2 separate regions of the Homo sapiens genome follow, and region 1 is linked to region 2. Evidence: chromatin loops called from intact Hi-C (ENCODE). Cell type or tissue: psoas muscle. All regions are shown on one strand. Links, peaks and the distances in the headings refer to the core of each region. The heading gives the core; the rest is flanking DNA.

Region 1 (5,390 bases), core at 165-5,164, 61 kb after region 2:
ACATGTGTTCAGACAGGCATTTAGGCAGGTTGGGTATGGAGAGAAATAACAAAGTGTGCTGAAAGAGAATAAAAAAGATCTGGATTTGAATCTTCATTCTGATAGATAGTAGATATGTTCAGAACATTACTGAAACACAGTAAACCTTGGGTTCATTATTTGTAAATTGCAGAGAATACTATCTACTGCACAGAGTTTCTTTGATAATTAAATTTGATAGCATATGTACATTTCAGAAAACAGGGACTACAGGAATACAACTTTAGTAAAGAACACTGGCTTTGGAACCATCTAACACTCATAATCAAGTTTTAAGTCATATGCTTAATAACAATATCACCTACTTTAAAAGTTGCTTAAACTCTCTTGGCCTTAGTATTTGTAACCTTAAATTAGGAATGATATTACCAAAGTTAAAGTTCATAACAAAAATTCAGATAGATATGGAGGACATTTGTAACACATAAAAATTCTCTTGATACTCTCTTCTGTGTATGCATTAGGCTTGAATAAAAAGTTTAAAGTCTGTATAAATTCTAGATATTATAATAATTATAATAGAATCCATTATTATTAACATTATTATTTTCTCATTTGTAAAATTTACTCCTTTTCATAACCTTGTTCATTTCCTGTAAGTACCTATAAAATATCAGTTACTTATTTTATGTAACACTTCCCACTATAATGGGAAGCCTTTCTTCAGCAACTAATGTTTTAACTTAGTGTTGGAACCTCCAAACAACTATGTGGATGATCAATGCTAGGCCCTGTATTGACTCTTTTTTGAAGGTTCTTCTTGTCTCATTTTATCTGACCACTCAGGCTGGAAACTGGAGACCCTTGCAATATTACTCTGATATTAATCCCATCTAGAAATCATGTTGAGTCATAAAATGCAAGTCATTCTTCAAATTACTCGATGTCAAAAGATTCTTCTATATTGGGTCTGATGTCACATGTGATGAAATTAGTTGGCTATATTTTCTGGATGTGAAGTCATACATTGATCATGCCCTTGACACATACTGAGTAGTCTCATTTTTCTGGATTTATAGTTTTTGGAAAATACAAATACATTCAATATTCCATATATCAAAATATGTGAAGAAAACTGGTGTTAATAACTTATACAGGGATTAATTTCTGTAAGTGTTCATCACAAAATAGCACTTCAAGATGGGGGGTTATTCATTAAATGGAAGGTATGCTTAGCCAATTTGTAAATGACAATTGTTTGAAAGATATAGAGGACATGGATAGCTCTCAGACTCAGTATGCAGATAAATAGGAAGAAAGTGGAGCAGAGATAAATTGTTTGTAACAGAAAAACACCTAGTAGAAATAAATTCAAATTCTTTCTTTTAAATGCAAAGAACTAATTCCACAAGAACTGTTTATGGAGTTGTCACTAAGCAGAATCACTGATGGAAAGGGATGTGATTAGTTGACATAAGCTCACCATATCAATTGTGCAGTCTGCCACAAAGAGAACAGGGATAGGTCTTTATTGTATCCTCTGCTGGCTTATTACATTATTTTATTTAATCCTCACAATAATGACGTGAAACTATCTTTAGTTGAACAACTGATGTCTTTAATAAAGAACAAGTTTTACAAGTTTACTAAATGGAAAAAACAGAAATAAAATCCAGATAAATGGGGTCTCTAAACATTTTTATTCTATTTGGTTTCCTCCTCCTGGTGTCTATATAAGTTCTGCTTCCACCAAGATAGACTAACACAAACAACTTACCTTTCCATCTAAAACAATAACACACACTCACACAAACAAAAAACAGACAAAATACTTGAAGCAACACATTTTAAGATACTGAACATTAGGCAAAAAGAACAGTGATCCCTGGAATATGACACAAATATGAAATAAGCCTTACAATTGCCTTCTGTTATTGTATTGAGAGGTTTTCCAGACCATAACACAAAGAGAATAAATATAGACAAAGTCCCAAGGAACTTTTTGAGTTTAGAAAATAGAATGGTAAGTCCAGGGAGGACAAGGCCTTTAGAATTCATGGGACAGCATACCAGGAAATAAAGAGCAGCACACAGAAATTCACAGATATCCAGAGGATCCCTCTCCAGTATTCAGTTGTCTACTGAACAATTCTTGCATGTAAGAAAAGTAGTGTAAAGTGGAGGAAAACAACCAAAAGAATTAGAAGAAACAGCATTCAGTACTCACTCAGGGTCAAGAAAAATGTATTTTCTCATCAACCAGACTAGAAAACCCCTAATTCATAAGGCAATGGGTGGAAAACACAGAAAGGCTGTGCCACAGTAATGAGGAGTAATTAGCTCTAGATTGAACATTGTTCTGGTCTCAACTAATAAATCTTAAAAGCAAGACATGAAAGTATTCACAACTAGTTTAACTTCATTATAAAACAAAGTTTAATAATATAAGTATATAAATATATCCAGCTCTCAACAAGGTAATATTTACAATGCTTAGCATCCACTCAAAAATTACCAGGCACACAATGAAAGAGAAAAATATGACTTATAATGAAAAATCAATCACCTGAATTCAACCCAGAACTGACACAGATGTTAGAAGTAGAAGGCAAATACATTAAAACAGTAAAAAGACATAATTAGACATAATTATGAAGACAGGGAAGTAACATCTTTAAAATAATAAAATTATAATTTTTAAAACTGCAGGCTGGGTGTGGTGGTTCATGCCTGTAATTCCAGCATTATAGGAGGTCAAGGCAGGTGAATTGCTTGAACCCAGGACTTCAAGACCAGAGACCAGCCTGGACAACACAGCAAGACCTCATCTCAAAAAAAAAAAAAAAAAAAAAAAAGAAAAGAAAAGAAAACCTCAAGACCTAGAATTTTATGCCCAGTTTAAACATCTGTGTAAAAGAAAACAAAGAATAAATAAATACGAATATCTTCAGACATACAAAAGTGAAATATTCACTTAATCAGACCTGAACTCAAAGAAATGTCAAAGAATTCCATCAAGCAGAAGAAAAATAACACTAGAATGAAATATAAATCAACACAAAGGAATAAAAAGCACTGGAAATGGAAGCTACATGGGTAAATATATGAGTTTTCTTAACATTTAAAACCCTTTAAAAGATAATTGTTTAAACAAAAACAAACATGTAGAGTAGTTTATATGACCATATAAAAGTGAAATATATACAAATAATAAAGTTCAGTAGGGGAAAAATGAAGTGATACAATATCAGTTGGAGGTAGGCTAATTAGTTAAAAATGCGTATTACACATCCTAAATAAACAACTAAAAGAACAACTAAAGAGTTATGATTAGTAAGCCAACAAAGAAATTCAAGTGGGATAATAAATACATTCAATTAACTCAAATAAAGACAGAAAAATAGGGGGCAAATATCAGATGTGACAAATAAAAAACAATGGTAATTTCATCAGCAAAGATAAATGTAAATCTAATAATGTCTGCAATTACTTTAAATATAAATGGTCTAGATAATTTAATTAAAAGCCAAAGATCATCAGACTGGATTAAAAAAAAGAGGACTGAACCATATGCACTGTTTTGGTAATATTTTAAATAAAAACAAGTTATCATTAAAAGGATATGAAAAGATATTCCTTGCTAACACTGATCAAAAGAAAGCTGAAGTGGCTAAATTAATATTATAATAAATAGATTTCAGAGTAAAGAATGTCGCAAGGGATAAAATAAGTTTGTTTCATAAAAAGATAAAATACATCAAGAAGATGTAACAATCCCAGACCTAAAAGCAGACCTTCAATATACATGAAGAAAAAAATCAACGGGACATCAGTGAAAGTGGACAAATTCATAACTATATTCAGAGGTATCAATACCCATCTTTCAATAAGTACTAGAAGTAGTAACAGAAAACAAAAAAGGATATAAAATATTTGAAAAAATTATCTAATTTGACTTAATTGGCTTTTATAGTATACTTCTTTCAAGAACAGGATAATAAACATTTTTTTTTTCATGTGTACGTATAACCTATACCTAAACTGTATTCTGGGCAATGAAATAAGTCTCAATAAGTTTCAATGGATACAGTTCATTCAAAGTATGTTCTCTAACCAAAGGGGAATTGAGTTAGAAATCAACAACAGAAAGATCTCTAGAAAATCCAAAAACATTTGGCAATGAAATAACACTACTAAATAACCATGAGACAAAAAGAAAATACATTTGCTTATGTATTTTCATAGCAAATTTGAGAACATTTTGAGATGAACAAAGATACAAACACAATATACCAAAATGTGTGAGTTGCTATTAAAGCAGTTCTTAGAAGAAAATTTATAGCACTAACACATACATTAGAAAAGAAGAAAGATCTCAATGAAATAACCTCAGATTTATCATTTAAATCTAGAAAAAGAAGCATAATTGAATCTAAAGTAAGTAGGAGAAAGAACATACTAAAAATCCACATGGAAACGAACAAATAAAAAAACAATAATAACAGAAATAAATTGGTGAATCCAATATTTATTTTTTTCTGGATATCAATAAAATTGATAAATAACTAGAAAAATTTATCGGTGGGGAAGAGAGGAAGAACTGGAGAGAGAGAGTGTGAGAACACAAATTATAAAAATCAGGAATGAAAAAATTGATGTCATTACAGAGTCTACAGATATTAAAAGGATAACAAAGAGATGTTATAGCAATGTTATGCCAATAAATTCAACACTCAAACGAAATGTGAAAATTCCTTGAAAAACAGAAAATGTCAAAGGCTCATTCAAGAAAGAACAAAGTAAATAGCCCTATATTTATTAAATAAAGTGAATTTGTAGTAAATATTCCACAAACAAAACCCTAGCACCCAATAGCTGTACTGGTAAATTATTTATGAAGAAATTAAACACCATTTACATAACTTCTTCCAGAAAATTGTAGAGGAGGTAATACTACCCAACTTATACTATGACCCCAGTATTCTTTTAACAAATCTAGATTAAAAATATTACAAAAAAACTACAGAACAATACTCTCAATGAATACAGATGCAAAATTTTGAATGAATGTTTATTAGATCAAATAGATAATATGTAACAAATATAATCCTTAGTTACTAAGTAGGTTTTATCCCAGGAAGGCAAGATTTGGTTAATATTTGAAAAAATAAAAATAAACTAATGTAATTATCCAAATTAACAGACTAAAAAATAAAAACATGATTATCTCAATAGATGCAGAAAATCATTGACGAAATCCAATATCCATTCCTAATAACAATTTTCAGCAAACAAGGGTACTTCCTTAATCTACAAAGGGCGTCTATTAAAACAAACAAAAACTGTAGCTAACATCATACTTAATGGTGAAAGACTGAATGATTTTTCCTAAGAGATCTGGAACAAAACAT
Region 2 (5,390 bases), core at 68-5,067:
GCCAGTTTTGATTTCTTTTTTGAGATCCATCTCTGAGGATTGAAAAATTAAATGTTTTAGGCATTGGAAATCTCAGTGCTATAGATGGAATTGTGTGCCCTCCCCAGCCCTTCCCACCCTATCAAATGTTGAAGCCCTAACTTTCAGTGTGACTGTATCTGGGGATAGGGTCTTTAGGAGGTAATTAAGGTTAAATGAGGCCATAGGGTGAAACCCTAATCCAACAAGAAAGTAGCCTCTGAGAAGAGAAACAGATCTTTCTCCCTCTGCTATGGGAAGACATAGTCAGAAGGTGTTCATCTGCAAGCCAGGAAGAGAGTTCTTGCCTAAACATGACCATGCTGGCACTCTGATCTTAGACTTCCAGCCTCCAGAACTGTAAGAAAGTAAATTTTCAATGGTTTAAATCTCCCAGTCTATAGTACTTTTTATGACAGCCCAAGCTGACAAATACATCCATTTGCAATGAGGGTACATTTTAAATCTTTAACAAATACAATCTGTAGTTGGCTTCTTAGAACTTGGGGAACAGGACATTAGTTTGTAAAGTTATTGTTTTTCCATTAAGTGCTCTACAATTCAACTGGAACTTAGATTAGTGAAGACAGTATGATAATGCTAGGTGAGAAGTAGGAGCAGAAAGGAAGAAACTTAGAAAAAAATATAATTTGTGTTCTCCATAAGAAGACCAATATTTGAAATGGCAATTATCAGAATTGGGGAGTCATATGAAGTAATGATGAAGAGCCCCTCTTGTATTCCAGCAGCAAATGGGCATGATTCTCTTCCCTATCCTCCCACCGGTACAAAACTGCTCACAGTGGGACACTGGGATTCCTCGCTCTGGTCTAATTTTAAGTAAATAAAATGATGCGGCACTTTGCCACATCCCTCTGGAAACTATTCCAAAATTGAGCAGATCTCATCTTTCGAAAATGTTCCCTGAGTAATGGAAACATGAGGAAGGGGGATACACTACAGACCCCGGATGCATCTTTCAACCACAGTGGAATGCAATATACCAGACACACTGTTACAGTGGTCAGGATGGACGTGGGAAAGATTTGAAGGATAGAACAGTAAGCTGTGCTGTCATCTTAAATCATTCCCACTGCTAGATGCTCTCAAGGATGAAATCTCACAATGCTAGGCACAGTGGGAAGGGTTTAATCCCCTTTCAATCTATGACATGTAGATATTGCTACATGGAAGCTGCCATCTAGCTAACAGGCTACTTTTCTGATTTTCCTATAGTGTAAAAAATGTAGAGGGGGAGTAGAAGAGACAAATTCACCTTGGAATCTTTCCACCCACCTGTGTAGAACTGTAACCCAGACAATAGGCAGGGCCTTTCTGAATCTTGAGATTTCAATATTTATTTCAGCCTTCAGATTTATACTCAGATCCAAAGCTGATTTCAAGATTTTTGTTAGTTGCTAGGAATTTTTTTGTTCTCAAAATCATCTTTGTCTCCTAACTTCAGCATCTATGTGTTCCCTTTTGTTCCACATCTTAACTCTTTATCCCCAAAAACCTCACTACTCAAGTCTTAGTCTGCAGTGTGCCAAAAATATTTTCAGTTGTCCAGACACTAAAATGTTTTCACTGTCGCTTCTACCTCATCATCTCAACCTATTTTGATCTTCCTGCCTCTTGTCTCTAATCTCTTCCCCATAAGCTGAGCTCCAGCTCTTACTTCCAGAAGGGAAACAAAAATTCATCCTGACTTAATAGAGTCTAGTGAGGGATCATTTTTTGTTGCACAGAAATAATTGTCTTTGGACCTTTCCCTTCACTAAATCATCCCAAGGGGTTTATTAAGGTATTTTCTATTTTTAAAAATAATTTTATCCTGAAGAGAAATTCTGACATCAGAGCCTAAGATAAGGTAAGCATTTCATTCTGCTGTATTTTCAACTGCTGCTCTACCACTCTGATCTCTATTGAGCAGGATAATCAGGATTACAATTTTTGCACCTATAAAAAGGTTCTGTACCAAGGACAGATCTTCATTGCAAAGCAACCATAGACCATAGGCATTATTCTCCTCTGTCAGGCTACTTAACTGGACTCAGCTAGGTTATTCATTGCTTTGAAGTGAGTTTTCAAAGGTCTCTGTTAAGTGCAAGTATCAGTTAGAAATTCGTTGTGGTGCAATAGAAAGGTATGTCCCTGTGTATTGAGGACAATTGCAATTTGAAATCTATCTCTGCTATATGGCCAAGGATCACTCTCAACTTCCTTTTTTTCTTTTTTAATCTGGAAAGTAGGATTGCATTAATCTGCTCAGTGGGGTTAGTTGGAAATGGAAATATCAAAGAATAGGTGAGTATAAAGAATGTTTGCAAATATTTAATTATATATTGCTAATGTTACTTATTATGACTTGTCAGTCATTTCTACTGTACTATTGTCTTAAATTGAATTTATGAGGCTTCACAGTGAAGATTCTTTAGGACAGATAAGCTTTGTGTGTGTGTCTGTGTGTGAGAGAGAGCTTTTAAATGAAGAGATTTACCATAAGAAATTGACACCTGTAATTTTGGAGGCCGGCAAGTGTCATGGTTTGCAAGTCTGCAGGGTGAGTTCACAACCTGGAGACTCAGGCTGATGTTGAGTTTCAGTCCTAAGGCCAGCAGACTTGAACCCCAGTTTAGGTCTGAGGAGAGGAAAAATGCTGATGTCCCAGTTTGAAGGCCATTAAGCAAGAAAAATCCTCTCTTACCTGGGGGAGGGTCAGCCTTTCTGTTCTACTCAGACCTTCAACTGATTTGGTGAGGCCCATTCACATTAGGGAGGGCCATCTGCTTTACTCAGTTTAACAATTTAAATGTTAACCTCATCTAAAAGCACTCTTAAGGAAACACCCAGAATATTGTGTGACTAAATATCTGGGCATTGCATGGCCCAATCAAGTTGACACATAAAATTAAGCCATCACAATATCGTAAGAAGTACAGGAGATCCAAGGGCAGGGACAGAAAGAGAGGTAGATGGGAGAACCAAACCCACTGGATTGTAAAGTTTCCAGTGATCCTCTAGTATTACGTTAATTTGCTCATTTAAAAGATGAAAACACTAAGTCCAGATAGGCATCTAGGATGTGTTACAGGTAGGTAGGTAGGCGTGAGCCAGACAGAAGAGGGCTCTTCCCCCACGCACTAGAAGTGTCAGGTGCTGGTTTGGCAATTCTCGCATTGCCTCTCTGAGAGTGATGATTTAGCAGCGTCAGGCAGAGGCCATTTCCTGATAGTCCACACCTGTTAACATCAAAATGGTAAATGAACGCAGAGCCCAGGGAGAAGAAACTTCCTGGGCATGCGTATTAAGAGGAAAATGGCGAAGTATGATCTTCCGGGTACACGCCACCGGAAAAAGGAAAAAAGCCTCGGAGGGGCATGCCAATAACGCCTTTAACACATGGCGCATGCTTGCTTCCCAAAGCTAAGGAGGGCTCTGTGCAGGCGGGCAGCCCACCCTAAGGGAAGAATCATGGGAAAGAGGTGAGTTTCCCTTGGGAAAGTCCCAAGATTACAGTTAAACGGGGCACTGACCTTCTCTCTTTAACCTTCATGTGCCTGCGTGGGTCTTTTCCATGCACACCTTCATTTCGTTCCTGTTCTAAGGCATTTTAAAATAAACTTTCATTCCTGCTCTGGAACTTGACTCAGTCGCCCTTTCTGCTTTGTGCCCCTCAGTCGAATTCTTCCTTCTTAGGAGGCAAGAATTGACGTTGCTGCAGACCTGGACGGATACTTCCGCCAGTAACTCGGTGTAACTCCGGTCTCTTCCCCTGTAATAGGTGGAGTCACAAAAGGAGAGGCTGCAGGACCAGACCAGAGTCCCCTGTGCCCTAACGTCTCCTCTCCCCCTTTACCAGGTCTATGTCTCTCCTTTCCCAAGGAAAAATTCAAACAGTGCATTAATTTTTCAGAGTAAGGGTTTCTTTTTTGTTCTTATAAGTGGACATTGAAGGGACTTTACATTTGACAATGTAAAGCTTTTAGATTTGAGGTTTCATGATCTTATTAGAAAAGTTTGAACAACAATTTATACCTTCTCTGTTTCTTATACCTTTGAGAGTGAAGTAAGATCTCTGAGTTAGGAGGCAGACAGCAAGTTTGTGTTATCCTGAACAAATGATTGATGGCATGAACGCTCTGGGCTGGGAGACATTAGAAAGGCTTCTTATCCACCTCTCTCCCACAAGGGGTAGTAATGCCAAATAAAATACCTACCAAGTAGCTGTCCCCTTTGAATATCTCCAAAAAGGAGAACTGACACCCACTTTCTGAGAACCTATTGTACATCAGGCACTTCAACCAGCATTTCAATGTGTTATGAATTTAATTCCAATAACCACTCTGTGGTAATTATGATTATCTATATTTACGTGTGCGAAAATTGACCTTGAGAGAGATGAAATATTTTGGCCAAAGTTCAGGACACATTAGCTGTAGATTTGCTTTCTAGCCTAAGTGTGTGTTTGCCTCTAAAGTCTGTCTACCATGTAGCAGTTAGGAGCACAGATTTTGGTATCACCTGCACCTGAGTTTGGATCCTGAGTCTTCACCTTTTTAACATTATAGCTCTGGCCTTGCAGCCTGTTTCTTCATCTGAAAAAAAGAAGGAAAAATAATACCAAACTCAGAAAGACTTCATGAGGATCGAGTCTGTTTGAATTGCTTTTCATTGCACCTTCTAAATGTAAGTGCTCAGCAAATGATAGGTGTTTTTAATAATACAACTCTCAGTAACTTCATTGGCGCTGCTATCGAGACTATCTGCAGTGATGTGGATAATTTCCTCTGCATCTACAGCCTTCATCCACTTCAGAAACTCATGGTAGGAGCAGCTCTTCTTTCCCTCCTCTCCTCACCCTGTAGCAACATAGACAAAATCCATTATTTACACTGCCTCAAACAGCCTGAGCTTTAGGAAAACAAACAGAGTCATTAGAATAGTCAACTAAGTAAGATTTCTGCCACTTCTGTCTTGCGTGGGATAGATGTTCCTTATCAGAGCGAGTGACAGTTACATCCATTCAGTGGGCGAGAAACAGCTTTTTATTCCGTGCATTTCATTAATTCGCTGCCAAGAAGAGAACCCCAGTCAAAGGTAAAAACAATTCTGCCTGTAGCTGTACCTAATTGTCCAGCAGCAGAAAGGAGTGTGATGGAGGTGCCTGTCAGTGTTTGAAAGCAGAGCAGATGTTTTCAATTGCTCCCTTCTTTGTAATTCTACCCTGGAAATAAGAATTTCAAACCTAGAAAATAATAGGAATACATGAACCTCACAAAGGGACATACATGTTAAAAATAAATAAATAAAGATGAACAGCATGGGATAACAGAGTGAACACATTTAAAGCCATTGAATGAGACTATTTG

Evidence for each region. Hi-C counts contacts between places; a loop is a spot of excess contacts. Peaks named below come from ENCODE experiments on the same cell type or tissue, not always from the same donor. Only the 100,000 strongest peaks of a DNase experiment are listed, where the experiment ranks them.
Region 1: it touches region 2 in a loop (3-fold over the local background); 3 of 110 quality-filtered maps call a loop at or near these places.

Annotation. Positions count from the first base shown.
Region 1 is chr9:115,681,779-115,687,168 of GRCh38, reverse strand. No RefSeq gene overlaps it. Among named protein-coding and RNA genes, the nearest start is that of LINC00474, 240 kb to the left of the region's middle. In psoas muscle, for the core only: no CTCF peak of the experiment used is centred there; no DNase peak of the experiment used is centred there.
Region 2 is chr9:115,742,270-115,747,659 of GRCh38, reverse strand. LOC101928775 (a long non-coding RNA gene) reads left to right here and starts at 3,421. Exons shown (of 3, transcript NR_109805.1): 1 at 3,421-3,503. LOC105376234 (a long non-coding RNA gene) reads right to left here and starts at 3,821. Exons shown (of 4, transcript XR_930269.2): 1 at 3,555-3,821; 2 at 1-32. In psoas muscle, for the core only: no CTCF peak of the experiment used is centred there; no DNase peak of the experiment used is centred there.